Regions from separate parts of the Homo sapiens genome. Here region 1 is linked to region 2. The links are chromatin loops, found by intact Hi-C in ENCODE. Cell type or tissue: Caco-2. All regions are shown on one strand. Links, peaks and the distances in the headings refer to the core of each region. The heading gives the core; the rest is flanking DNA. Region 1 overlaps RNASEH1 (ribonuclease H1). Region 2 holds the start of TRAPPC12-AS1 (TRAPPC12 antisense RNA 1).

Region 1 (16,077 bases), core at 3,110-11,109, 53 kb before region 2:
TACAAGAATTCATGGGCTGGGCATGGTGTCTTATGCCTGTAATCCCAGCACTTTGGGAGGCTGAGGCTGGAGGATCACATGAACCCAGGAGTTTGAGACTAGTCTGGGCAACATAGTGACACCCTGTCTCTACAGAAAATTAAAATAAAATCAGGTGGGTGTGGTAGTGCCTGCCTGTTGTCCCAGCTATTCTGGAGGCTGAGATGGGAGGATCGCTTGGGCCCAGGAGGTCGAGGATGCGTGAGCTGTGACCATGCCACCACATTCCAGCCTGGGCGACAGCAAGTCCTTGTCTTAAAAAAAAAAAAGAATTTGTGGAGTTAAGCATACTTGGTGGGTTTCAATCCGTTGTGATTTTTATCTTTATTTAGCTCAGACTAGCTTATTCGGTCAGTGAGAGGGAGCCTCTTCAGCTTGGCTCTTGCTTTCTTTTGATAAGTGTGCACATGTGTGCATACATGTGTGCACAGACCACACGCACAGTCATTGATAGCTCCCTGCAGCCTGGCATGTCAAGATGCTCTAGGCCCAATTTATAGAGCTTCTGCTCCAAACCTGTCTTAAAAGAAAAACTTTAGACAAGTTAGCAGTTTAATTGAGCAGAAAATAGTTTCTTCAGCTGGGTAGCACTCAGGACCAAAAGTGGTTCAGAACGTTCTCCTGTGCGTTGTGTGCAGGCTGTATTTATTTATAGCCACAGGAAGGGAAAGACACATGTACATGGCCAGACTGACTGCAGGTCAGCCTCCACCTCACATAGGCATGTTTTGGGAGCCTTCAGCATGTGATTGGTGAGACTCTGCTGCTTGTTACAGAAGTGTACTCTCAAGTCAGGTCCCAGTTTGCTTATACATTAAGTGAGGTTATAAGTCACTATGTACAGAGGCAGTTTTAGGCCAAACTTAATTCCGTTTAACACTTGGAATCCATTATTTTTCCCAGAGTCTCTGGTAGAGATGGTATTTCAGATCCAGTTTAGGATGCTCATTGCTATTGCGTTGGTCATTATTTCTAGATTTTTGGACGGAGCTTTAAAAAAATACAAACATTGCACACACATATTTAAAGGAAGAATATTTTCTGAGCCTATATTGATATTCCCAATACAAATTCAGGGTCCTGGGGCCTTTACATAGCCTCCTCTATATGATGTCTGTGTCTCCTGCACTCGGAATCCTGCTTCTCAAGACACAGGACAATGGCATGGAATATCCATCCCTTAATCACTCACTTGTTTTATTCCTCTTTAGCATTTAGCATTTAAAAAAAATACTAATACCATAGCATTAATTGTGATGATGAAAACAGCACTGTGTCTACGTTGTCAGAAAAATTGCTCCTTTTTACCACCATTGACTCATTTCTGTGTGTTCAGGTCTCATAACCAGTCTATAGTCAGTGTCATCTTGGGGACAGTATTCCTTGAGTTTCTGATGTTGAATTCAGTTTTGCTGGATACGAAATTCTTGGCCCAGATTTTCTTTGAGTATCTTGTTTTATTCTGTTTTCTTCCAGCATAAAGTGATGCATGAAAAGCCTGATGAATCTTGTTTTCTTCCCCTGACAGTCATATGCTGTTTTTCCTTAGATGCCCAAAGGATTTTTTCCTTTTTCTGTCAAGTCGGCCGTTTTATTCGAATGTGTCATGTGTTGGTATTGGTTGTCCTGGTCCATATTTGCAAGCGTATGGTGTGCTCTTTCTATGTGTACTTCATATCTGTTATTTTAAGAAGATTTGCTTGAACTGGAGTTTAGTGTTACATTTTTCTTGCTTTGGCTTTTTTCTGTGGGGATCCCTGTTATCTGTATGTTGAAATCTAAATTGGCTGTTCTCAGTGTTTGCCACTGTCTCTTGAATCTCTTTTATCTCTTTCTTTGTTTCTTTTTGAGTTTTAAAAGTTGTTATTGTACCACTTTTGTTTTGTTTTGTTATTTAAAATAGGAACAGTGTCTCACTGTGTTGCCCAGGCTGGTCTTAAACTCCTGGCCTCAAGCGATCCTCCTTCCTTGGCCTCCCAAAGTGCTGGGATTACAGGTGTGAGCCACCAAAGCCGGCCCCACCTTGCTTTTTAAAACAGCTCTGTTGAGGTGTAACTGACAGGTAATGAACTGCACATACGTGAAGTGACCGATGCATTTGCCTGTGAAGCTGTCGCCAGAACATGTCCATCACCACCAACAGCAGTTTCACACCCCGGTCTAAACCGTCCCTCGTGTCCTCCATGTTCAGGCAACCACTGGTCTGCTCCCTCTCACTAAAGGTTAATTTATATATTCTAGAATTTTATCTGAGTGGAATCGCAGAGCAAGTACTGTGGGGGGAGGTGCTTCTACTCAGCATAATTATTTTGGCATTCACCCATTTTGTGTACATCAATAATCCACATTTTGTATTGCATGGATATACCACAGTTTATTTATTTACCTGTTGACCGATATTTCGATTATTTCCAATTTCTAAATAAAAATAAAGCAAATAAAGCTGCCGTGAACATTTATATCCTCGTCTTTGTCTTCTGTTTCTCTTGGGTAAATGCCTTGGAATGGAATGCTTGGTCATATGGCAGGTGTGTGCTCTTTTTTTCTTTTTTTTTTTTTGGAGATGGAGCCTCACTCTGTCACCCAGGCTGGAGTGCAGTGGCGTGATCTTGGCTCACTGTAAGCTCTGCCTCCCGGGTTCACACCATTCTCCTGCCTCAGCCTCCCGAGTAGCTGGGACTACAGGTGCCCGCCACTACACCCGGCTAATTTTTTTGTATTTTTAGTAGAGGTGGGGTTTCACTGTGTTAGTCAGGATGGTCTCAATCTCCTGACCTCGTGATCCGCCTGCCTCGGCCTCCCAAAGTGCTGGGATTACAGTGTGAGCCCAGCCAGCTGGTGTGTGCTTTTTAAGAAACTGTGAAACTTTTCCAAGTGTGAACTTTACACTTTACATTCCCTCCAGTCAGGCAGGAGAGTTCCAGTTCACTCCACATCCTTGTCAACACTTGTCACCTCATTCTGTTACAAATGTCCATAAGTTTTTTGGTTTTGCTGTTTAGTAGTTCTGTTTTTAGGTGGGGATTTGAGAAGATTCAAAAAGCATGCTCCTGCTGCTGCCTCTGTCTTCTGAGAATCTGTGATTTAAAAAAAAAAAAATTGAACCAGAATTGGAAATAGATGAAAAGTTGTGCCTTTAGAAACTTTACGGTCTGTGGGATTTTCACAACACAGATGATGTTGGCTGGGCGCAGTGGCTCACGCCTGTAGTCCCAGCACTTTGGGAAGCTGAAGCAAGTGGATCACGAGGTCAGGCGTTCAAGACCAGGCTGACCAAGATGGTAAAACCCCATCTCTACTAAAAATACAAAAATTACCCAGGCGCGGTGGCAGGTGCCTGTAATCCCAGCTACTCGGGAGGCTGAGGCAGGAGAATTGCTTGAACCCAGGCGGCAGAGGTTGCAGTGAGCCAAGATTGTGCCACTGCACTCCAGCCTGGGCAATAGAGTGAGACTCTGTCTCAAAACAAAAAACAAAAGTGATGTCAGTACAGCAGAAAGTGCATGAAGCCGGAGGGAAGGAAAGGTCCAACCACTTTTAAAGAGGAATCTTAAATTTTTAGGGGGCAATTTTTTTTTTATTAAAAGAAAATATATTACTGAGAATCAAAAAATCAGCTGCATTTTTTATATCTTTAGAAACTTAACAATGATATATAATTGCATCTTCATCAGCTCCAAATCAAAATATTTGAGTGACTGTCATATCAGATTGTGCTACATATTGTGGAATATATAAGCTTTCAACTGGTGCTGCTTTAATAGGATGTTCGTGCCGCACAAATAGAGGCCGTTGAAGAAATGTTCTTTGTGCAGAACTCCCCTCCTGGTGTCTGCCGGTACTGGAGCGTCACGGTGTCACCCCATTGCTGAAGCCTGAAGGTAGCCACTCTGCCATCTTGTAGGACAGGCACAAAAGTGCACGAAGCCGGAGGTCAAACAAAACGAGAAAGAAAAAGCCCTCCTGGCTGGTGGACAGCTTGGGTAACTGTAAATAGGAACCAATGAAAGCTGCACTCCTGATTTCAGGTGATGTTCATTTCAAGTTGAGCAAGTCTGGGCCACAGATGCTGTGGCTGAAAAGGAGGGCCTCGGGGTAGATTTCTGGTCTTTTTCCTAATTCTAATATTCTAGTAGTTCTGGAGCAAGAAGGAATAGGTCACTCAACTAAAGCCCCTTTTTTAATAACGTGATGAGCTGACATTCAGAACTCAGGATGTCATCAGAACAAAACACGTAGCAATGATCGTGGTGGTCGTGGTTCCTCAGTTCGTAAACACTCAGGGGTAACATGGGGAGGGCCGGCTGCATCTGCCTGCATTGTGTCTCCTGGCACACAGAAGGCGTTGACTATGCTGGCCAGCTCGTTCAAGCAGCTTTGGTTCTTAATTGCCCATTGAGAGACAGGAATTGGCACAAGGTGACTCTGATATTGTGTTGACATAAGTATTTGTCAAAGAACAACTTTCATCAAAATACGCCCCCAAATTAAGATTCTTTGGTGATACGGGAAGCCGCCAGTATATGGTGGTAGGGTTTTGGACAAAGACAAATATGAATGAAGTGGGAAACAGGGCAAGTGGACCGCTGTCTCTGCCCGCAGCTGACAGAGCTGTTCTCTAAACCTAAATATGCACAGATTCGTGTATATTAAAAGCAGTACCTCAACAGTAAACAAGGGTCTTTAACCTAGGATTTAACATCCAGCAATCATGAAAGAAGACTACGTATAAATAAAAAGGTTTTGAAGAGCCATAAGCAAAAACAAACTAGGAAAAGAAGTTGCAACTCATATCACAAAGGACTAATTTCCCTAATATATAAGAACTAGAAATTGAAAAAAAACTAACAACTCAGAAGAATGGATTGGCCAAATTGTTTACAGAAAAAGAAATACTCATGGCCCTTTAGGAATGAAAAGATGCTCGGCTTTACTCACGAGAGAATGCAGATTAAAACACCAAGACATCATTTCTCTGTATGATATTAGCAACAGTGCATATGTTGCTGAGGCTGCCTGGAAACGTGTGCTCACCTGTGTTGGTGCTGAGTGCGGATGGGCACCACTCAACACCAGACAGAGGCGTGGCCCACTCTCAGAATTACAAATGCTTTGATGTTTAATCCACCAGTCCCCACTCTGCAGATTGTATGCTGTAGATACACCTTGCACACATAAAAATAAAAGATGACCAGGTTTTTAATATCAGAGAACTGGAAACTATACTGGGACCTGAAGCGGCCGTGGAATAAACAGCGTTAGAGTGACAGACCCCATAAGTACCCACAGACCAGAAGGTGCTCTGGGCACTGTTAAGTGGAAAAAGGAAAGTACCTGATTCATGTTACAGCAGGCTGCCTTTTGTGTCAAAGAGGATAAATAAAAATTCACAAACAGTGAAGTATTACTCTATTACACTGGGAATGGGGAGAGGATGCTGTGGGTGGGAACAGGGCGGTAATGAGACTTGCTGGGGTGTGCGTCTTTGTATGCTATCTTTTTATCTTTTATATATATATATTATATATATTTTTTTGAGATGGAGTTTTGCTCTTGTTGCTCAGGCTGGAGTGCAGTGGTGCCATCTCGGCTCACTGCAACCTCTGCGTCCTGGGTTCAAACAATTCTCTTGCCTCAGCCTCCGGAGTAGCTGGGACTACAAGGTGCCCAACACCACGCCCGGCTACTTTTTTTGTATTTTTAGTAGAGGCAGGGTTTCACCATGTTGGCCAGGCTGGTCTCCGACTCCCGACCTCATGTGATCCACCCGCCTCGGCCTCCCAAAGTGCTGGGATTACAGGTGTGAGCCACTGTGCCCAGCCTGTATGCTATCTTAAAAAAAAAAATTGTTTTAAGACAGTTTCGCTCTTGTTGGCCAGGCTGGAGTGCAATGGTGCGATCTCAACTGACCGCAACCTCCGCCTCCTGGGTTCAAGCAATTCTCCTGCCTCAGCCTCCCGAGTAGCTGGGATTACAGGCATGCACCACCATGCCCAGCTAATTTTGTATTTTTAGTAGAGATGGGGTTTCTCCATGTTGATCAAGCTGGTCGCGAACTCCTGACCTCAGGTGATCTGCCTGCCTTGGCCTGCCAAAGTGCTGGGATTACAGGCATGAGCCACCGTGCCCAGCCAAAAAGATTTTCTTTCATCTTTTTTTTTTTCTTTTGAGACACGGTCTTGCTCTGTCACCTAGGCTGGAGTACAGTGGCGCTGTCAAAGCTTACTGCAGCCTCCACCTCCTGAGCTCAAGTGATACTCCAGCCTCAGCCTCCTGAGTAGCTGGGACTACAAGTGTGTGCCACCATTCCCAGCTAATTTTTATTTTTGTTAGAGCTGGGGTCTCACTACGTTGTCCAGGCGGGTCTTCAACTTCTGGGCTCAAGCAATTCTCCAGCCTCGGCCTCCCAACACGCTGGGGTTAGAGCCATGAGCCACTGTGCCTAGCCTTTTTATATGTTACCTTGATCTTTGAATCATGTTGTAATACCTGTTAATAAATATTTGATAAAAAATATTCGAAAGGTCTGCCTTCAAAGAGGGCAGGTAAAGGGCATCGGTGCTGTGGGACTCTGACCAGCAGAAACCCCAGTGGCCAGGTGGACACATGCTTAGCTGAGGTGTTCAGATCCCACCCCAGTCTTTGCAGCTCCCATCTGCTCTGTGAAACTCTGTGACATGGCACAGTGTGTGTATCTGAGATTCGTATAATATGTAGTGTGCTCCTTTTAGGTAGACAACATGCTTTAACCTAACATTTTGAAACCCAGAAGAAAATTGATGGGGATCACATTTAGGAACTGAATGGATCCCCCAAAATTCATGTCAAACCCCTAATCCCTGGCGTGGCCATTTGGAGAGGGGCCTCTAAGGAGGTACTGGGGTTAAGGTTATAAGGGTGGGGAGGCCCTGACCCGATGGGATGGGTGTCCCTATAAGGAGAGACCCCAGAGTGCTCGTGCTCCCTCCTGCCTGCAGGGGCACTCTCCCGGGACAGACCACGCACCAGCCTCTGCGAGCCAGGAAGGAGCCTCTGCAGAAACGGAACCAGCGGGAACCTTGACCTGAGACTTGCAGCCTCCAGAACTGGGAGAAAATAGATTTCTGTTGTTTCAAGCCCCCGAGCCTGTGGTATTTTGTCCCAGCAGCCTGAGCAGGCTGAAATGGTAGGTTGGGATGCTTGGTAAAGAAAAAAAGGAAATTCTTGTTAAGGGTGTGAAGAGGCATTATTCAAGGGCCCACTCCAGTGAGGTTTTGCAGAAAAGGAGAGAGATGGGGCTCAAATCCGAGTACAGGGATGGGTGGGAGCTGACAGCCCCGGAGCAGGGGTGGGGCCTGTGGACAGAAATTCCTAAGTGGAAACGTCAGGAGTCAGGGTGGGTTTCCCCAAGCAGGCTCAGCAGGATTTGCTCAAACGGAGCCAGCCCAGGACAGAGCCCAAGGTCAGAGCCTGGTCCACGAGGGGACTCGGAGGGGTGGACTCAAGCTTGGTCCCAGAGGGGAGGGGACTCGGAGCGGTGGACGCAAGCTTGGTCCGGGAAGGTCTTTGTCAAGGCCCATTTGTTTTATTTTACAGGGAGGAAACTGCAGCCGAGTCAGCTCCTCTGACTCTAGGCCGACCGTTCTTCCCTGTATGACATGTGACTCACCAGATAAAGCCACACACGTCATTCTTTTAAAATTCTCTACTCTGTGAGTGCAATGAAATTAGTATTTTTCCACAAGTCCTTTCCTTTCTCTAATGTGTAAAGTAAGAGGCAGAGAGATCCTGCTCTAGTCTCTGGGCCCTCCCTCTGCTGGCAATGTTCTTTTTCTGTTTTAACCATCTGAGCAGCACACGACCGCCCTGTCTTGGGGCAGTGACGTGTCTGTGGTCAGTACAGGACCTGGTGCTGGCTCTCTCGTGGCCGGGACCGACAGTGCTCACGCCTGGACCCCGCTGTGTGTCCTACCCTGTTCAGTTTGCCAGCACAGGCTTTTGGTTCCATTTTCAACACATCTCTAGTCTGATCAGCCCTAACCTCCACTGCAGGCTGCGTCCTTCCCTGCCTGTACTAGTGCAGAGCTCCTGGTGGGTTCGCACCTTCTCCCCCAGCTCCTCCCTCTCCAGGTAGCAGCCAGGATGGCACTTTCAAACCATGTCAGATCACGTCGCTGCTGTGCTCAGGACCCTCCCGTGACTTCCTTGTCCCTCTCAGAATAAAATGCAAATTCCTCCCCCACACCCACAGGTGTCCCCCTGTCCCCACCCCACACCTCACCTGCACTTGCCAACTCCAGCCATGCGGCTCTTACTGCCGTTCCTCAATGTGCTGGGAACCTCCTGCCTCAGGGGCTTTGCTGTTCCACTGCCTGGGCTTTACTCAGATGGAACTTTCTTTGTAAAAAATTGATTTCTAAAATTATGGTAAAATATACATAACATAAAGTTAACATCTTAACCTTTTTTTTTTTTTTTTTTAGACAGGATAGTCTCACTCTGTCACGCAGGCTGGAGTGCAGTGGTGCAATCACAGCTCACTGCAGCCTCTGCCTCCTGGGTTCAAGTGATTCTCTTGCCTCAGCCTCCCAAGTAGCTGGGGACTAGAGGCACACACCACCACGCCTGGCTTTTTAATTTTTTTTTTTATTTTTAGTAGAGACAGGGTTTTGCCATGTTGGTCAGGCTGGTCTCGAACTCCTGATCTCAGGTGAACCGCCTGCCTCACCGTCCCCAAGTGCTGGGCTTACAGGTGTGAACCACTGCGGCCAGCCCATCTTAGCCGTTTTTAAGTGTGCAGTTCAGTGGCATTAGGTACACTCACACTGCTGTACAACCATCAGCACCCTCCATCTCCAGAACTTCTCATCTTCCCAGACTGAAGCTCTGTTCGTGTTGGACACGGACTCCCCAGCCCCTGGCAGCACTGTTCTGCTTTCCATCTCTATGAATGTGACTCCTCTAGGGACCCCGTATAAATGGAATCATGCAGGATTTGGCCTTTTGGGCCTGGCTTATTTCACTGACCCTAATGTCCTCAAGGTTCCTCCACATGGTAGCAGGTGTGAGAATTCCCTTCCTTCTAAGGCTGAAGAATGCTCCATTGTGTGGATGTGGCACAGGATTTTTTCTGTGCCACTTCACCAGCCGGAGACCTCCATGGCCGCTGGCGCCCCTGCCTGGCCTCACTCGGCCCAAGGATCACTGCTGGTGATACTCTGCACATTCGGCCCAGTGGGCTGTGCTCGGCTTGCACCCCGGCCCAGATCCCACGCTTGCCACAGGATCCGCGCTCAGCCGGCGGTTGGGCCGGGCATGCCGCAACCCGCTTCTGCCTTGGGCACCGGTGTCTGGATGAGGGGAACGTGGTGGCACCCAAAACTCAGAGACACCAGGAACCGCAGAGCCCCAAGGGTGTCACAGCTCAACCGTTCCCACCACCTGTGACTTGGCGAGCAGGGCGTGCTACAGCCCTGGTTCAGGGAGTCTGATGTCTGGGCTCTTGGGAAGCACCATAGCTCTAGTTCATTCCTGCCGCCCGCAACTTCAGCAAACGGGTGTGTGGCAGCCAGCAGTTTCTTCTCCTCCACTGCTCAGCAAGCAGGAGGGAGGGTTACAGTGTTACAGCCTTTTTTCACACCCACTGTTCTGCAGGTCCCAAGTTCTTGTCCCACATCCAGAAGAATAAGGTTATGCAGACAACCAGAGAGTGAGCAGGGCAGAAAAAAACTTCTATTGCATGATGGAACAGCTCCCAGCGTTGAGGGGACCTGAGAGTGGGCAGCCACTACCTGAAGGTGAGTAGTCTCTACCCAAAGGTGGTAGTCCCTGCTGTGTGGCTGAGTCCAGGGTTTTTATGGGCTCAGAAAGGGGGAGTGTGTGCTGATTGGCCCATGGGCGGGCCTAGAAAAAAATCACCATTCGATTGGCTAAAAGGTCGTGGACTTAACCTGGAACTGGCAGCTTGGTTTTCCAGCTTCAGGCTATCTTTGGCTTGAAGGTCGGGCTTCACTGGGGACCTGCCCCAGTCTGCCTAGGAATCTGTCTTCTGCTACTATCAGAGGGACCACGCTTCGCTTATCCAGTCGTCATTCACGGACCCTGCATTGTCTCTGCCTCTTGGGCTTTGTGAAGAATGCTGCTGTGAACAGGGGAGTGCCCCTGCCTGTTTGGGTCCCTGCTTTCCATTTCTTTGGGAGGTACGTGGAGAGGAGATTGCGGGGTCATGTGGTCATTCTGTTTGGCTCTTGGAGGAGCAGGCATCCTGTTTTCCACAGCAGCTCTGCCATCAAATGGCACTTTCTTAGTGACACCTCCCGTATCTCTCCCCATAAATGTATCTCTCCCCATAAACATTGCAACTCCTGGCTCACCTTCCTTCTCCTGTAACTTGTCACTGTGGAACTCTCAGGTGTGCCTGAGCCGACTCGTAGCAGCCCAGGAGGGCCAGCAGTGAGGCCCCTTCCCCACTCCGTGGTCAGTGCCTTCACACAGGGAGTTTGGAGGTGGCTGTAGTGGGAGGACTCACACCGCAGAAATCAGCCAGTGCTGCAGGTCAGGGGCCGCCATCCCCCAGAGCTGCTGTGAGACATCGACCAGCACATCAGTGGGCTGCTTTCCGCTGGTTTTATTTGCATGTATTTTGGTCTGTTTCCCTACCTAGAAAATAAACTCCCTGTGGCAGAAGTTTTATCTCTCTGCTCCCTTCTTGGTTCCCAGCTCTTGGAACAGAACCAGACTTCTGGCCGGGGCTCAGTCAGTGCTTGCAAGATGTTTGTTGGCACCAGGCTGTGCCAGGAGAGGTGAGCTCTGAGAGGGCAGTGTGAGGAAGGAGCAAGCCTCGCGGCTCTCTTTGGAGAAAAGGCCCGGGTGACATTTTATGCGTCCTTTCCCTTCCCCTGAGGCAGCACGATCGGCTTCTCTGTGGGCACAGAGGCCTGGGTTCTCGCCTCGCTCTGCCCGAAGGGTGAGCAGCTCCATCAGTCCTGTCTGCGCGGGAGAGCGCCTCCATGCCCCTTAGTGCGGTGCCTCCCAGCCTTTATAATGTCAGGGTACGGCTAGAAAATATGATTTCTACAGCACATCAGGGCCAAATGGAGGGCGTTGTTGGGTGCATCTCTTTGGGCCTCAGTGAACACTTTCACTAAATTCTTTACATGCAATCATGCACTGCATAGCAACATTTCTGTCAATGATGCACTGCATATTCAACAGGGGCCTCGTCAGATGATGATACCGTGTTTTTGCTGTAACTTTCCTATGCTTAGATACACAAATCCTTACCATTGTGTGACAGTTGCCTGCAGGATTCAGAGCAGTGACCTGCTGTACAGGTTTATAGCCCAGAAGCCATAGACTGTGCCACGTGGCCCGGGTGTGTAGTGGGCTGTACCATCTAGGGGTGTGAAATCACCTAAGGACACCTTCCTTAGAACCTATCCCAGTCAAGGGATGCGAGGCTGAGTAACGGGGCCCCTTGGGAGTTCAGCACTCAGCATGTTTCAGTGAGTGACTGAAATAATGAACGTTCTGATCGGGCCCTCTCTGGCTGGCACCTGTGAACCACTCGCTTTGTACCCATTATTTCTTGTTCCCACAGCATCATTATAAACTGCTGATCTACTGTTTCTTTGTCAAACGGGAGGAGATAACATGAGGGTCATGAGAAATGTTTGCAGACGGAGTGAATGCCTTGAAAGTGCTGCGACCAGGTGCTGACACCCGGAGGTCTGGCTGCTCAAAGTGTTAGCTGACACGGAAGACACACGGACTTTCCCTCCATTCCCCAAAACTCCCCTTCCCTGACTCGTCAGCTGCATAAAAACCCTCTCCTTATCTCTTTGTCAAGGGGATTTGAGAAATCTTGCTGTCTTGTCTTCTTGCTTTGGCCAAATGGAATAAACCTTTCTCTGTCTCCAGACACCTATGTCGCAGTGTTCGGCCTCAGCTATACGGCAGGTACATGAACCTGGTATTTGGGCTTCTACAACAATTGTACTTATAGCACAAATAAAGTACAAAGTGTTAGGGAAGACCAAAGACCATAGGTAGAAAACTTGGATACAACTTCCAAATAAACACTCTTCAAAACATTTAATGAGCAGCTTCTGGAAACGTAACTTTTTCCTATCAGGTTTATAATTAAAATAGCTGTAGACTTCCCACCCACAGCTTTTTAATGATGATCTCTTGAAATTATTTTTGGCCTCACGTTGTCATCCAGGCTGGAGTGCAGTGGAGCAATCATAGCTCACTGCAGCCTTGAACTCCTGGGCTCAAGCAATCCTCCCACCTCAGCCTCTTGGGTAGCTGGAACTACAGGTGTGTACCACCACGCCTAGCTAATTTTTAAATTTTTTGTAAAGGCAGGGTCTCTCTATGTTGCCCAGGCTGGTCCTAACACCTGGGCTCACGCAATCATGGGGAGCTAGAAAATCCTGTCCTTGGAAGAGTGTCCCTGAGTTTTGCACGGACTCAAAAGGAACAGAGCCGCTGTATCCAAATTTCTGCAAATGCTGGAAGCACAGGGTGGCAGCAGAGTTTTAGGGCATATTAAGTTTGTTCCAACTTAATTTGCTTTTTAATGCAATTATTAAGGCTGTTAGAAACTGTTCTTGTTTATACGGAAAAGCCACTGTTTTGTAACAATACCTGCTTACTCTCCTACTGTGTCTTAACACTTTTCCTGTTAATTTCCTTGAGTTTTCCAGGTATGCAATCCCATCATCTGCTAATAATAATACTCTCATTCCTTCTTCCCCATCCTACTACTAATACTCTCATTCCTTCTTCCCCCTCCTACTAATAATAATACTCTCATTCCTTCTTCCCCATCCTACTAATAATAATACTCTCATTCCTTCTTCCTCATACTACTACTAATACTCTCATTCCTTCTTCCCCCCTACTAATAATAATACTCTCATTCCTTCTTCCCCATCCTACTAATAATAATACTCTCATTCCTTCTTCCTACTACTACTAATACTCTCATTCCTTCTTCCCTCCTACTAATAATACTCTCATTCCTTCTTCCTACTACTACTAATACTCTCATTCCTTCTTCCCTCCTGCTAATAATAATACTCTCATTCCTTCTTCCCCATCCTACTAATAATAATACTCTCATTCCTTCTTCCTCATACTACTACTAATACTCTCATTCCTTCTTCCCTCCTACTAATAATAATACTCTCATTCCTTCTTCCCCATCCTACTAATAATAATACTCTCATTCCTTCTTCCTCATACTACTAATACTCTCATTCCTTCTTCCCCCCTACTAATAATAATACTCTCATTCCTTCTTCCCCCTACTAATAATACTCTCATTCCTTCTTCCCCGTCCTACTAATAATAAAACTCTCATTCTTTCTTCCCCATACTACTACTACTAATACTCTCATTCCTTCTTCCCCGTACTACTACTACTAATACTCTCATTCCTTCTTCCCCCTCCTACTAATAATAATACTCTCATTCCTTCTTCCCCATCCTACTAATAATAATACTCTCATTCCTTCTTCCCCATACTACTACTAATACTCTCATTCCTTCTCCCCCCCACTAATAATAATACTCTCATTCCTTCTTCCCCATCCTACTAATAATAAAACTCTCATTCTTTCTTCCCCATACTACTACTACTAATACTCTCATTCCTTCTTCCCCGTAGTACTACTACTAATACTCTCATTCCTTCTTCCCCACACTGTGTCGCTTACACAGTCTCACATCTCATGGCCTCATCTAGCACTCCCTCAACATTTTCCATTCGGGTGATAAATTGGTAGTGAGTGCCTCCAAGCTAAGCACCATCAGTTAGATGTGTTTCTGGCCTTTAGGAAAAGGGATTCCTTGCATTTCAGCAGAAAATGGTGCCTGCCTAAGCCCCGCTGTGGGCCGGGGTCATTTGCAGTGTGGACCACCCAGTCCAGGGTGGGGGCCCTTCCTGTGGCTCACTGCAATGGTGGCAACGGGGCCGGGCCAGGGCACAGCAGTGGACTGACAGGGCTGGAGGGAGAGAATGGGTGCCCGTTCAGAGATCGCTGGCGTTGTGTCCCAGGGCACCATACACAGAGGAGTGCAGGCAGGTGAGATGGGAGACAGAGGGCAGGGGCAGTGAAGGGCGATGCTTTGCCCTGGGTGATCCTGAGGCTGGCAGGGTGGCCAGTGCCGCCAGGCCCAGAGCTTTGCCCCGCGTGAGGCACACAGAATGGGGGCCTTTTGCGCACATCACGAGACTGCTTCAGAGTTTCAGGTGTCTTGAAATGTCTGTCAGTAGGGACATGCGGGTCCCACTGGAGATTTTAGTACATATTTCTTCCTTCCACAATTTGTACAGTAACAGTCATGGCAAACAACTACATACATGTGGTGGTGGTGTGGTGGTTGGTGTTGGCCCAGGCTGGAGTGCAGCGGCGCGATCACCGCGCTCCGCGGCCTGGACCTCCTGGGCTGGGGCGATCCTCCCACCTCTGCCTCCTGAGCGGCTGGGACCACAGGTTCAAGCTACAAATCCAGCTTCTGCATTTTAAATTCAGAAAATTAGTTCCTTCAGGCTAAATTAAAGAAGATAAGCCAAGTTTCGTGTGCATATGTATTTTGTGGGATATTCACTTGTTCCAGCACCGTTCGTTGTTGAAGCTAACGTGATGTTAAAACTACGTATTTTTAAATAAGTATCGATTCACAGGCAGGTGCAGAAAAAGTGCAAGGAGGCCCTGGGTCTCCTTCACACACTTCCCCCCAGGACAGTGTCTTGCACAGGTATAGATAGGTGCGTTTTAAAATTTATCTTAAGTAAATAATAAAAGTGGATAAAACATGAACAAGAATGTTTTTGAAACATTATTTATAAAAGTCACAAACAGCAAAAATCTAAAAAGCAACAATAGAAGTGCATTTACATAAACGACAGCTCCGTGTTGCAGTGGAGTCCTGCGGGTCATTAGGAAGTGATGTCCACATGTGGCCATGTGGCTCTTGGCTCTCAACGTGTTAGAAGTCAACATATGGCCGGGCGAGTTTCCCCGACAAGGCCGTTTAGAGCTGCGCCCGGGAAGGTGGGCACGAGGGAGGTGGCACAGGGGCGGGGGCTCGCAGGCTCCCCAGGGGCGTGCACTGCAGTCTCCAGGAGGGCGACGCGCAGAGCTCCCCAGTGTGGTGAATGCCCCTGCACGTGTGGGCAGAGTGCAGGGCATGCGCACAAAGGAAGGGTCACGGAGCAGCGCGCAGGCCTCAGCGGGGATCTTAGTGTGATGAGAGGCCAGGGTCCAGGCGTCACTCTGCGGGCGGGCGGCGTTTCTCAGTGTGACACACCCCCTGAGGTGGCCCGTGAGGTGGAGCAGCCAGGCCCGGCTTTGGCATCGGGCTGCTGTGCCCTACACCCGAGAGAGCCGCAGGCAGCCCGGCTGCAGAAGCGTTCACTCTCGGTCCTCCCCAGAGGCTCAAGATGAGGGTGGGATCCCCGCGGGCTGAGGAGCGCTGGGCCAGGAGCTCAGCAGACGGTTCCGGACTCTGCGCCGCCGCCCACCAGCCTCCCACCGCCTCGGCCCACAAGCTCCCCAGACGCAGACGGCTCCTCCAGCACCTGTGCAGACGCAAGGGCGCGCGCACACACACACACACACACAACACACCATATACAACACGCCACACACACCACACACACCACACAATTCACCACACACCAGACAACACACACCATACACAACACACAATTCGCCACACACCACACACCATACACACCACACAACACATACCACACAGCACACCACACACAACACACACCACACACCACACCACACACAACACACACCACAGACAACACACACATAACACACCATACACAACACACACCAAACCCATCACACACCACACAACACACACAGCACACATACTACACACAACAGACCACACACCATAGACAACACAAACACAACACACCATACACACCACACACCACACACAGCACATACACCACAGCACACACACCACACACACCATAGACAACACACACAACACATACCACACACACCACATACAACACACACCACA
Region 2 (13,748 bases), core at 5,684-13,683:
TGCGTGTGGACCTGCGTGCCTGTGTGTGCACGTGTGCTTCTGCGAGCTCTTCAGAGAGCCTGTAGAGGCTGGTGGTTACGAACTGAGGGATGTAAATGAGCCACTGTGGGCTCCATGACCTTTCTTTCCCTGCCTGTCCCCCAAGGAGGGGCGTGTGAGGTAACCACTGCAGACGTTTTCCTGCGTGTCCACAAGGAGATCGTCTGGTTCTATTGATGGAGGTGTTTTCCCTAGTTCTGTGGTGAAGTTGGCAGCTTCAGACATTTTGTTCTCATGACGCAGCTCTGACAACTAAGATGGGCTCCCCTGCCTCGGCCGGGCTCCTCGGTTTCCCGAGAGTGAGGCCTCTGTTGGTCGATCGTGTTACCGGGTGGCTGTGAGTTACGCAACTCACGAAAACATCTCATCCGGATGGGCATGGGGCGGGAGGGTGACCCCAGGAGCTATGAGTAACTTCCCAGCATGCCGGCTTCTTGCGCGTTCCCAGAGCCTGGTGTGTGATACCCCAGGTGGGCGGGTGGATGGCTGGAGTCTGGTTCTAGTCACACAGACCAAGAATGCGACATTTAGATGTGATCTAAAAACAGCCATTTTTCCAAAAGCTGTTTACTTTGGAAAGTGTATCAGGCAGCAGTTTCTGGAGACCTGTAATCGTTTTATGATTTATGCAGTGAAAACCTAATTACAAAAAGGACGGGCGCGGTGGCTTACGCCTGTAATCCCAGCACTTCAGGAGGCCGAGGCAGGAGGATCACTTGAGGAGTTTGAGACCAGCCTGGCTAACATGGTGAAACGCCATCTCTACTAAAAATACAAAAATTAGCCGAGCAGGGTGGTAGGCACCTGTGGTCCCAGATACTGAGGTGCTGAGGTGGGAGGATCACTTGAGCCCGAGAGGCATGACAGGTGTGTACAGGGGCTGAGCGGCAGGTACTTTCTGAATCTCAAGGGAAGACCTGCAGCCCGTGGGCACTTCACGGGCCATGGATGGAGCGCCTGTTGTCAGCGGCGTGGGAGAACTCTAGGGATGGGGCTGTGCTGAGGCCAGCGGCCTGCAGGTGCACGGCCAGTGAGCTGGGCTCTTTCCAGCAACACCTTCAGGAGACTCTGGTGGTTTCTTTTCTCCCTCATTCTCTGACAAAGAAGACGCTGGGATGCGCCATGCATCCCACATCTGAGAAATGCTTGCCTCCTGTGTGCTGGACACTGGGCCAGGCGCTGGCGAAGGGATAGGGTGGTGGAGCCAGTTTATCCTGAAAGTCCCTTTGCACACATCTCTTATTACATGTGTGTTGAGACCGAAAATAAAGTCTGGAACCAGGGTGTCACAGATGAGGGTCACAGACACACAGCAGATATAGCATGGTGCTCCCAGCAGAGATGGAGCTCCCAGCAAAGATGCAGGAGAGCATGTACAGTCCCTGGACTCAGCCTATGTGCAGCAAGAAATTCATTAGGGGATCTCTGGCCCCGGGTGCCACCTGGGAGCATGTGTGTGCAGGGCCACCTGGCCAGCGAGGGCCCTAGGATGGCCTGACCCGTCAGGGATGCTGACAGCAGGGCTGGCTCAGTCACCGAAAGGGGAAACAAAGGCTCTCCGGGGCCTCCCTGGGGCTTGCACCATCCTGAGGTCTTCAGACCCCCTTGGAGACGGAAGGGAGGTGGCCGAGTGGCCTGTGGCGTGGGGCTCCTTTGCTGTTCCTTGCAACTTGGGGGTCTCTGACTCTTGGAGCTGGGTGACAGGTGGGGATTTTTGCTCCTCTAATGGTCTTTGGATGATAAACTCCCAACTGACGCTCCAGGCTGGTGTCTTTACAATGCATGCTCTGAGGAAAGCTAGTCTGTGAAGCCATGCATTGAAAGGGTTCTATTATGGGTTGGGAGTCTGAGTCCCTCTTGGGGAGAGCCGTCGTGCAGGGAGCAGCTGGAGGCCTCGGGGCTGTGCTTAGCTTTGCTTCCCCAGCTTTGCTGACCCCAGTGAGCTCTTTCCCACGTGGTACCTGTCAGCAGTGCAACGGGAAGTTCTGTGTGTGTTAAACCACACAGGGGGTTCAGAGCTATCCCCAGGGCAGACCTGGAGTTTTTTCTGGTGTTCCTTAAAAGCATCTGATGAATATTGGGATGAATTTCCTGAAGAACTTGGAGGAGACTTTCTCCTTTCTGAAAATTAAACGTTCAGATCAGCACATGATAGGAATCTGGGTGGTGGAGGAGAAGATGTGGGTCAGTCTCCCCAGTGCCCCAAATCCAGTGAAATGACAACAATTTTTTAAAAAATTAAGTGTGTTGTTTTAAAAAATACAACCACAAGTTTCTGACGATCTCCCTCAATTTATCCTCCCCTTCAGCATGGTCTCTGTTGGTCACTTGTTTCTAATGAGTAGGAAGCGGCTGAGGTGGCTGTGGGTGGCCTCTGTTGGCATGTAGTTTCCTGCTTGCTCTCAGACATTGCGCTCTGGGGAAGCTGGCTGCCACGTCCGCAGGACACTTGTGCAGCTCTCTGGGGAGGTCTGAGGCCTCTGCCAGCAGTGCTGCTGGCTCGGGGTGTGTGGAAGCAGGTCCTCCAGCCCCCGTTGAGCCTTCAGATGATGCAGCCCCAGCCGTCACCTTGAGGGCAACCTCAGGAGAGCCCCACACCACCCAGCTAACCCGGAGACTGCAGGCGAGAATGTATGTTCCTGTCATAAGGCACAAGTTTCAGAGCAGTGTTGTTACATGGCGTAGGTAACTGGTGCCTAAGTGTGACTCCCTAACCACAGTGCTCACCTCCACTCAAGAAACTGCTGACGGTGGATCAGACATCTTGACAAAGAGAAACCAATGGAACAGACATCTGAGAAATAGGAGAAGAGCTGTCCTAGTCAGGCAACGTCCGGCCTCGGAGTGGATGGGGAAGGATGGAGGCAGACAGGTGGGATCGCAGTGGGGGGTGCATTCTGTCCCCGCTCCCCAGGCTGTGCGGACCCACAGGGCAGAGGCTGCCGGCCTGCTGTTCCCTCCTGCACAGTGCCTGGGGCGCCAGGCTCATGGGGTGCTCTCAGTGGAGAGGTTAGAGGGACTAGGAAGGAAGACCTCTTGTCCCAGGCAACCTGCAGAGGCCGGGAGCCCTGGGGGGAGGTCCTGGGAGGAGCCCTGGGGGGAGGTCCTGGGAGGAGCCCTGAGGGAGGCTCTGGCCCTGCATCTGCCTGGAGCTTTGCCCAGGATTGCCGTTCTCGTCTTCCCAGGATTCCGACTCTGTGCTTCGAAATGTCGTTACACGATCTCTTCTGTTGTCTTAGTTGGGGCTCTTTTTGTTACAAGTGACAGAAGCCCAATGTGAAGGAGCCTGTGCCTGGGGGTGCCTGCCCTGGGGGATCAGGGACCAAGCCACGTCTGCTCACGGTGGGACACAGTGTAGACACAGTGTTGACGTCTTAAAGCCTTACTTCTCATTCCATTACGCAGAGGAGTGACTTCAGCTGCCAGCCCTGGTCCCCAAGGCTCCAGGAGAGGTTCTGTGGGACTAGACCCAGGTCAGCGGCTCTGACAGGGACAGGATCGCGCAGCGCAGACATGGCCGTCGGCTGAAGGGCCTCCTGTGGTGCGCAGGCCACTGCCGGCTCATGTCCAGGTCATCTCTCCCGCGCTGCAAATCCTGCTTGCCCAAAGTAAAAATGGAGCGTGTAAAGTTAGCACGGTGGACATTTGTGCACTTATGGGACAGAGGAGGCTTGAACTTCATTCCGAGGGGAAAGAAGCCAGCCCTGGCTTTCTTACTCTGTTAGATAACCCTGTCTCTCTAGGTTTCAAAAATATCTTCATCCCATCGCAAGTGACCAGGAGGGACTTCTGGGCCTCACCCAACTCACTACCGCAGTGAGTCGCTAGTACTGGTAAGATGACCTGTGGGTTGGGTCAAGGGCTCCCGGAGTCCTCTGCCTGCTATGATGCGTGAAGTTCTTCCATTCACCATGTCTCTCAGTGAAACTCGGTCCCACAAGCCCCTCCGGGAGAGCTGGTTTTGTCCCCTGAGTGCCGAGATGCATAAGAAAGTGGCTGGTGGGTTCCTCAGGACGCCACAGTCCAGTGAGGAGAGCAGAGGGTGCAGCAGCCCTTACGGCCGGGTGAGGGGTACGGGGGCTCCAGGCAGGCACAGCTGCTGAGAGAGAGGGGTCGGGGCAGTCGTCACCATCAAGTGGATGGCTGAGGCAGGACGTCCCTGCGGGCTGATTGTCCCTGGTCCTGACCAGATTTGCTGTGACCACCTGGCTGGGCCCTGAAGAGGGCAGAGGAATTGCTCAGGTGGGGCCAGGGCACAGGGCTGAGGCCTGCAGTCGGGCCGTGCCAGGTTGCAGATAACATCCGGGGCACCCCTGAGCAGGCGGCTCTTCTGAATCGCTCTGTGTTTTGCTCTCTGTTTTCTGCCTTGGGAAGTGATTATTTTTCAAAACATTCTCTTAAACGTGGCGGGGGCAGGGCACTAGAAGCATCCAGGCATGAAGACAGCCCCCAGGTCAGCAGGGCTGGGGAAGCTGGGCTGGGCGGGGGCTGGAGGACAGGAGGCTGTGCTCCTATCACGGTCTGTCCCTGGCGTGAGCAGTGCAGGTGTGACAGTTCTGGGGTGGAGCTTACTTTTCAACTGAAACCACTTTCCCATGGACGTGCTTGCCTGCCTGCCTTTATTATTATAGTTTAATGTGTTTCATTGTCCATGTTAAAAATGCTTGTGTTTATTTTGCACCAACTGTTCAAAAAAACCCACCCATTCTAAAATCCAAATAGGATTTCATCTGAGTTATAAACCCACCCATTCTAAAATCCAAATAGGATTTCATCTGAGTTATAAACCCACCCATTCTAAAATCCAAATAGGATTTCATCTGAGTTATAAATACAACAGCCTGGCAAAGGGCAAGTCAATGGAATCAATACGATCTGCCCTAGCGTCCGCGTATTTTCCAGCCTGCTCCATTGCTAATCACTCCTGAAGCCTCCTTGGTGCCCCGGCTTTATTGATTGCCTCTGCAGAAGAATGTGTGTGTGTGGGGTCCCCAAGGACACAAGGACGCCACTGGCAGGGCCAGAGACAGAGGCATGCTCTCCAGAGGCCTGTCCTGCTGCTGCTGCTGCTGAGCAGGACTTTGGGCCAGCGGCCACCCATGATGACATTGAAGCTGGCCCCAGAGATCCCAGGATAGAGGCCCCAGGGCAGCACTGCCTGCTCCACCTCCACAGAGAAACATCCCTGTGAGCTTGGGGTGTGGAGAAGACGAGGGAGGAGCCCTCCGTGGATGCCTTGGGCTTGGAGGTGTCTGCATGGATGAAGGCTCAGATGGAATCACCCCAGTTCTGCTGCTGCAGTAGCTGTGTGGCCGTGGGCAGGTTCTTCAAGCTGTGCCTCAGTCTCCCTGTCTGTAAAGGGGGACATCATGTACCCTTGGAGCAGGGTTGAGGTGAGGAGTCCACCAGAGCCTGTCTGTGAGGTGGAGGGGCTCGAATAACGTCCACTAAAAGTTCATGTCTGCTCGGAACCTCGGAATGTGACCTTTTTGGAAATGGTCTTTGCAGATGTAATTAAATAGGGGTTTGAGATGGAATCATCCTGGACTAGGGTGGGCCCTAGCTCCAAAGACTGTTGTCTCTGCAGGAACAGAAGACAGAGACACTGGAGGAGGCCACATAAACACAAAGGCAGAGACTGGGGCCATGTGGCCGAAAGCCAGGAGCACCGAGGACTGCCATGGCCACCACGGAGAGAGGCCTGGGACAGACGCCACTGCAGAGCCTCCAGAGAATGCAGCCAGCCTGCAGCTCGCGTGCAGCCTTCCAGCCCCCTGAACTGTGAGAAGATGCAGTTCTATTTTAAGCTGCTCTGTTTGGGCACCTTGTTACAGCAGCCCCAGGAAGCTACTCAGTGGGCGTTTGTGGTTGGCCGCTGAGCATTCCCAAGGTCACGGCCCCATCCTAAGCCCTGGGACCTGTGCACGTGACCTGTTTTGGAAAAAGGGCTTTTGCAGATGTAATTAGCTTAAGGATCTTGAGATGAGAAGATTATTCTGGATTACCGTGGGCCCCAAATACCATCTTAAGTGGCTCCGCAAAAGATTTGGCACACGGAGGAGGCTGTGTGACCAGAGGAGAGACCGGAGTGATGTGGCCACAAGCCAAGGGCACCGGGAGCCCCCAGAGGCCGGAAGAGGAGAGGAAGGAGCCTCTCTAGGAATGGCCTGCTGACGGCAGCCTCCAGAATGGGGAGGGAATCAAGTCTGTGCTCTCATACTTAGGAGTGTCTTACGGCAGCCTCAGGAAACAGACGCAGTTTCCCATTCACAGCCTGGCCTCTGTCCCCATCTGGGGGTTTCCCCACAGCCTGGCCTCTCCCTGTTGCCCAGGCTCTCCCCATAGCCAGGTCTCTCCCCATATCCTGGCGTGTCCCTGCAGTCTGGCTTCTCCCCACAGCCTGGTGTCTTCCCATAGCTTGGAGCCTTCTCACAGCCTGGAGTCTCCCCTGCATCCTGGGGTCTCCCTGCAGTCTGGCTTCTCCCCATATCCTGGGGTCTCCCTGCAGCCTGGGGCCTTCTCATATGCTGGGGTCTTCCCGCATCCTGGGGTCTCCCATATCCTGGGGTCTCCCTGCAGCCTGGGGCCTTCTCACAGCCTGGGGTCTCCCCACATCCTGGGGTCTCCCCGCATCCTGGGGTCTCCCCATATCCTGGGGTTTCCCCGCATCCTGGGGTCTCCCCATATCCTGGGGTTTCCCCGCATCCTGGGGTCTCCCTGCAGTCTACCCATGGTGCCAGGGCAGCTCTTCCTCCTGACATGTGTGGGGGGCCCTGGGGTGCAGAGAATAAACTCCACCCATCGGATGTGAATTCCAGCAGCCCTGAGGGTGGGTGAGTTTCCTGGAGCAGTGGGCGAGGGTTCAGGGATGCAGTTCGCTGACTGTCCAGCTCAGCACGCCCAGGGAGCTGGCAGGGTTCCCTGACCCCGGGAAGCAGGTGGAGGCTGAGACAAAGGCCAAGCCAGCTGGAGGCTTTAGGGAGACGCACTGGGTCCACTCCACAGGCAGCAGGACCCCAGGCTCACTGTGGGCATTTGAGGAGTGGGTGTCAGGGTGACCAGAAGGAGCCAGGGTGGAGGTCGCAGGGTGTCATCTCGGTGGGCAGAGCCTCGGGGCCCTGGGGTGGAGGGAGTGAGGCTGGAGAGCCTGGCTGGCTGTGCTGGACGCCTAACACGGTCCCGGAGATGGCACTTCTCCCACGGACGAGGGTGGGCGACGCGGGAACAGACTGCCCGTAATCGGGTTCCAGGTCCAATAAAGGTAAACCTCGAGGTGGAAAGGACCTAGACGCAGGTGAACACGGTCCTCCGTGTGTGAGTGCATGTGTGTGTTGTATGTGTAAGCGTGTGGCCATGTGTGTGGTGCTGGAGCCCAAAGCCTATCCACGGCAGCCCATTGGTGGGTCCGGCCCTGCCTGTGGATTCAGCTCTCCACTGCAAAGCAATATGCAGTGTGTGAAACGGCAACACAGATCGTGGCACCACCATGAGCCTCACTGTTAGATTTGGATTGGAATCCCTCCCTCTCTCCCGCTTTAAACTGTGGGTCCTTGGAAAAGTTACCTGACGTTTCTGATTTTCACATTCTTACCTGTAAACCCTCCCAGAGTTGAAATGAGCCGTGTGGGAATGGGGGTGGGGATGGGGAGGCGCGCAGTCACCCTCGCCTTCCTTTTCTTCTCTCGGTAATTGTGTTCTTCTATGTCAAAGGAAAAGAATAAAACTGGAAAATTATTTGGGGGAAAAAGAAAAAGACACACATGCAAGTGCCACAGGAACCTGCTGGGGGAGAGATGCTCTGTGGCCTTTGGTAAGTCAGCCTTCAGCCTAGCAGTTGTAGGACCCTCCGTGGTTCTGGATCCGCATCAACTAGAATTCTATGTTCCAGGGAAAACTGCTTTCAATGCTGACTTACACTTAACACTGTAAGGCCATGGAGCAGAGTAAACATCCCGTCCCATCATGCCCCACGCCCTCCGGAACACCCCGTCCCATCATGCCCCACACCCACTGAAACTTCCCGTCCCATCATGCCCCACGTCCTCTGAAACATCCCATCCCATGCCCCACGCCCTCCGGAGAGTGAGGGCTGCAGGGCCAGTATCTGCCTAGCCCGTGGCAACCTCAGCCCTCAGAGAGCAGCCCTGGTTGCCAGGAACCCAGAGGGCAGAACCCACACTGACCACTAACCATTGGCAAAGCAGCGGCTCCTCTGCAGGGGCTTTTACGTGTTGGTTTCTTTGGCACCATCCAACAGAAACAGAATGGGAGCCACAAATGGGCGCCACATACGTAACTTAAAGTTTTCTAGTAGCCACGTTAAAAATGTTCAAAGGTCATCTTAATTTTAATAATATGTTTTATTTAATCTACTAGATCCAAAATTACTATCATTTTAACAGGTACTCAAAATTATTAATGAGATCTTTTACATTCTTTTAGAAGTGTTTCATAACGTCTCTGCAGCAGCCACATTCCCCATGCTCAGCAGCGGCTCACAGCCTGGATGGCAGTGCGGTGTAGACACTTGAGCTGTGGGCAGGACTCTTCCCAGTCCTCATGGCTGAGCACACAGTGCCGGGCCAGGTGGTGCACGCTGGGGGACCATGGGCCGGGCTGGTCCTGGCTCTGCACTGTCCCTGTGACCCTCGGGATGTTCCTCAGCGTCTTTTGGCGATGGTTCCTTTCCTGTAGGATGCGAGGCTGACAGCATCTGCTGCTAGGAGTTGTGAGGACACGTGAGTTCATTTCAGTTGGGTGCAGCGCCGGCCTAGTAATCTCACTGACCCTTGGTCGCTCAGCCAGTGACTGTGCCCACCTGCCACCATCAGAAGATGGCGGACTTGGGGGTCAGGAGAGCCCTTCCAGGACTGCAGAAGCTGGTCCTTGGGGGTCTCGCAGCAGATCCTGGGGGCGTTCCCAGTATGGGTGCAATGTACATGGGGGGCTCAGGACGGGAGGCCCATGCCAGCCCCTGGGCCTCCAGAGCTGGCAGAAGGCACAGCCCTGCATGGCCAAGGGCGCTGGGCTGCGTGGAGAATGTGCGGGTTCTGTTGTTCTGCCAGCTTAAGCAGTTTACCAAACCAAACAAAAAAAAGGATATGCAACAGGGACAGCATGTGGCCCACGAGGCCTCAAATATTGCCTCTGGCCCTTCACAGAACACGTGTTCTAGAAAGGAAATCCTATGCTCGCGGGCTAGGGGCTTGCTGGGTGGGGAGAGGGGTTCAAAACGTGGTTTGTCACTTCCTATGAGGGTGATCCGACAGGACTTCGTGGAGACGGTGGCGTTTAAGTGGCCTAAGAAGAACTGGAAGGATTCAGAGGAGCGGAGGGACGTGGCCTGGTGGGCAGAAGCCATGGCTGGGTGTCGCAGGCTCTGTGCAGCTCTGACAGCTGCAATGCAGGCAGGCACCCCCCCACCCCATGCTTTACGGCCATCGGGTCTGCAAGTTATAAACTTGGTTACCCCCAGAACGTTGTTTAAACAGTACTGTGTTCTAGAACATGCTGAGATAGCATTTATGCAACTGATGCCAAGGTGTGGAACAGGTTAGTCTGGCTTTTTCCTCAACAATCCAGGAGGAGGACAGGGAGAAGGCAGCATTGCTCCTGAGCGGGTGAGGCCAATTTCATCCTGAGTGATAGTGACAGTAATAACTGATAAGAAATGAAATCACAGCTTTTCACACGCAGAGCCTGACAAATGGCTGACCCTTCCTCCATCTCTGGGTGCTCATGCTGGAGAGCGACGGGCCCTCCCTCCACTGCCGGGGGGGGACGTGCTGGAGAGCGACAGGCCCTACTTCCGATCCTTGGTGCTTTTGCTGGAGAGCAAGGGGCCCTCCCTCCACTCCTTGGTGCACGTGCTGGATAGTGACGGGTCCGCAGTCCACTCCTGGTGCTCCTTCTGGAGTGACAGGCTCTCTCTCCACTCCGTGGTGCACGTGCTGGAGAGTGACGGGCCGGCAGTCCACTCCTCGTGCTCCTGCTGGAGAGCGACAGGCCCTCCCTCCAATCCTTGGTGCTTCTGCTGGAGAGCGACAGGCTCTCCCTCCACTCCTCGGTGTGCGTGCTGGAGAGTGACAGGCCCTCCCTCCACTCCTCATGCTCCTGCTGGAGCGCCGCAGGCCCTCCCTCCACTCGTGCTCCTGCAGGAGAGCGACAGACCCTCCCTCCGGTCTTCGGTGCGCGTGCTGGAGAGCGGCAGGAGCTCGGCCTTCTTAGGGTGTTTGGGACCCCATCCAGCGTGGTTTTGCTTTAGTTCCCCGCCCAGGGAGAGGAGCTCGGCAAGCAGCACCGGGTTTATTCTTGCTCATTTATTCAAAAGAAAGGTACTGAGTTTGAAAATGCACCAAGCACTGGAGAGAAGAGAAAGGTGAAAGGACCTCGGGGCCTGCCTGTAAGAGGCTCAGGATGTGATGTGGCTGGGGATGAGGCCCGGTGGCACCTTCAACGCAGGAGAGGAGGGGGTCTGGATCCCACCGTCAGAGCACGCACGCAACCTGTCCACTCCCTCAGGACTGCAGAAAAGGTCCATTCTTGTATTTCTTTTTAAGTTGAATTAAATCCATCTCTAGCCCCTGCCTCTGAACTGATGGAGTCTGGCTGTCATTGGGCCTCCCTCACCCGCAAGGGGTGGAACCAGAGCTTGGGGCTGAGGCGCTCCTGGAGTGTTTAGCGCCTCTGCTGTCAGGACATCCTGTGGCCACTGGCACGCTGTCTGCCCACACAGTGCCCCCGACCAGCAGCGGAGCCACCCACTCTCCACAGCCAGGGTTGGGAGCCCTGGGGCCCGAGTCCCCGGTCCCACGTGCCACACAAGGCAGGACATTCTGGGTGCTGTCGCATCCCCGGAATCAGGGCCTGGACCCTGGTCAGAGCAGGACCTGCAGGTGACCCCGGGTGGGGCAGACTGTCTTCTGTCCTTGGTGGCAAAGCCGGTGTTCTCGGCGTCATGTCTGCACACGTGTGCCTGAAGCCACGGGAACGCAGGGGCTACCTCTGGGCCTGGGCCTGGACCTGTGGAGCAGGATCGGGGAGGACACACAGGTGGGCGTCTCAAGAACTGTGGTGTACACAGCTGAGCCCCTGCAGCTCTGCTTTGCCGGGCCTCACCCTCGGTGCTGGGTGCAAGACGTGACAAGATGGCATGGGAAGCTTCCCGGGGAACGCTGGAACTGGGTGTTTGAAGGAGGACCTCATGGCGGCAGCTCCAGCCCAAGTACTGCAACTGTGGGGCCGTGCCAGGAGCAGGTGCTGCGGAGCCTGTGTGGGTCCAGGACAAGAGGTAAGGGGAGTGTGGACGGGGCTGCACTGTCCTGGGGTTGAGGGCAGGCTTCAGGGGGTGACACTGAATAGGGACTAGGAAGGTGCATGCCAGGAGGGGTCCAGGCAGAGAGAACAAGTGGGGGCACAATCCTCGAGGGGGCATAGAAGAGGCCAGCAGTGTAAGGCAGGATGGCGATGCCCATGGGCTCCAACGCCTGCTGTGTAACTGGAATTCTGTCTGTGGCCTCCGGCGTCTGACATGCGTTCTCACACCTGCAGGAGCACCAGAAGCTCCTGGAGGGCGGTGCAGACGACACTGTCGGGCCGGCCCAGCCCAGGCCCCAGCAGTTGACTCCTCTGTGATCAGAGGATGTGGCTGAGGATGTGCATTTCCGTCAAGTTCCCAGGAGAACCTGGTGCTGCTGCTTCGGGGACCCCACTTTGAGGACCACTGATCTAACACTGCCCCTCGTGGCAAACGCGGAATGACTCAAGATTCAGCTGGATGGATCATTCAGGGAGCAAATCCACCCTTGCCGCCTGGCACACCCTGGCCATTCGGTAACGATGCCATCAGGGTTACTGGCTTCTTCATTCTCCACTGTGCATTCCAGGGTGGGCATTTCCACAGTTGTGAGCCCATCATCAACTCAGCGAGTTCCCATTTTCCAGTTAGAAAATAAGCTTTCTGATCGTTAGCCATTCACTTCAATTGGCTCTAGAAAAGATTTCTGGGATGTATAATTTATTTTTAACATAAAGAAAAGCTAAGTGTAAACTAGATAAGCTACAATTGTCCCAGACGTTATAGACACTCACAGCACCGTTTTCCTCTTCTAGCAAAACAAAACAAAAAATTCTGCAATCATACAGGCAGTAGGAAAAAAAAATTAGCTGGACACCATGGCTCACACCTGTAACCCCAGCACTTTGGGAGGCCGAGGTGGGAGGATCACTTGAGGCCAGGAGTTAGGGACTGGCCTGGGCAACATAGTGAGATCCCATCTTTATAAAAATAAAAAAAATCTGGGCGTGGTGGAGCACACTTGTGGTCCTAGCTACTCAGGAGGCTGAGAGTGGGGAATCGTTTGATCCCAGGAGGTTGAGGCTGGAGTGAACCATGTTTGCACCACTGCACTTCAGCCTGGATGGATGACAGAGTAAGATCCTGTCTCAAAAAAAAAAAAAAAAAAAAAAACAAAAAAACCAGGAAGAAATAATCCAGGCAAGAAACGAGGCAATGATACTGTCACCTGGCCTGGCCTCATGCCAGCAGCATGGGGGTGGGGCTTGGGAGGGAGGGTGGATTTAGGCTTACCAGCTTACTAGGGAACTTTGATCTCTGTTTCTGATTTGCCGGGCTCATGTCTAGCTGGAGCCTGGGCACTGCTGTCTGCTTTCCCGCACAACTGGCCGGGGACAGCTCTGAGCCCCGAGCCTGTAAAGGACGGGCTCCATAATCCTCTGGCAAATCCTGTAAGATGCCTGCAGTAAGGTGCCAGGTTGGAGCAGAGGAAGAGCCTTACACTTCATCCCTGAAGTCACATTTGAAGGAAGACCCTCAAGGTGGAGGGCTTCTAATTACATCTTCATCTTTCTGGGCTTAACAATAGTTTCAGTTCTCTTTTTGAAGAGAAAGATCTTGAAACCTCCTTGGTGTCCAACAGTCCTTTTGGCTGTCTCACCTCTTTTTTCTTTTCTTTTAATGCATAATTAATCTAGATGTCAGCAAATGGGCTGAGACTGTCTGGTAGATGCAGTGTTTGTATGTTTCTACTCTATTACAAAAATTAACAGAAATATGGCTTCGCTTTGTGCAAATGTTTATATCACAGTCTGTAAAATGAATTATATTTAAAACTATCCACAAAGCTAGATATTTAGAGAACCCTTGGCAGAGTTCTTTCGTAAAGTGAAGACATTTTCAGGTACTTTAAGTTCTTCAAAAGCAGGAATAACTGTGTAAACGTAAGGGCAAAAGGCCTTTCAGGCATGAGAGAACACATGAAAACACGTGTCTGGCTTCAAAACCACCCCCAGCCCCTGCCTGCCTGCGTTTTACGCGCTCTTCCTGTGCTTCATTATGCGTCGTGCTTCCTGTTCCACTCAGCTCACTCTCCACGTGGACGTATAAACTATGGGAGAAACAGTGATGGCCTCTCCTCCACCGCCAGGCTGGCAGGGGTCGTTTGGCTGGCATCAGGCTGGAGGAGACTCGGATGGGTAAGACCAACGCACTTAGTTTTGGGTGTGTGGGGAGGGCAAGAGGAGCATGAGCGGCGATCTGTGGGGGGTGTCTTCCCTGTTGTAAATCTCCCTGTACGTGCAGGTGCACGGCGAGAGGGTCTCCACACCTCCCAGCTTTTCTCTGAGGATGTCCAGAAGGAACGAGCAAAGCAGGATTGGCCTCCAGAACAGAGGCCCCGAGGCTGACTCCA

What was found. Hi-C counts contacts between places; a loop is a spot of excess contacts. Peaks named below come from ENCODE experiments on the same cell type or tissue, not always from the same donor. Only the 100,000 strongest peaks of a DNase experiment are listed, where the experiment ranks them.
Region 1: a loop joins it to region 2, with 4 times the contacts of the local background. A loop is called at or near these places in 10 of 110 quality-filtered maps.

The regions. Positions count from the first base shown.
Region 1 is chr2:3,527,851-3,543,927 of GRCh38, reverse strand. RNASEH1 (ribonuclease H1) reads left to right here. Exons shown (of 8, transcript NM_002936.6): 8 at 1-2,498. Among named protein-coding and RNA genes, the nearest start is that of ADI1, 16 kb to the right of the region's middle. RefSeq lists enhancers at 7,635-7,929, 6,837-8,036, 15,263-15,322. In Caco-2, for the core only: CTCF peaks have their summits at 6,840, 7,040, 7,726 and 8,119; DNase peaks (open chromatin) are centred at 7,027, 7,447, 7,937 and 8,167; H3K4me3 peaks cover 1,697 bases.
Region 2 is chr2:3,479,727-3,493,474 of GRCh38, reverse strand. TRAPPC12-AS1 (TRAPPC12 antisense RNA 1) reads left to right here and starts at 10,222. Exons shown (of 2, transcript NR_046720.1): 1 at 10,222-11,329; 2 at 11,590-13,748. It also overlaps the pseudogene LOC112268321. In Caco-2, for the core only: no CTCF peak of the experiment used is centred there; DNase peaks (open chromatin) are centred at 10,014 and 12,604; H3K4me3 peaks cover 1,307 bases.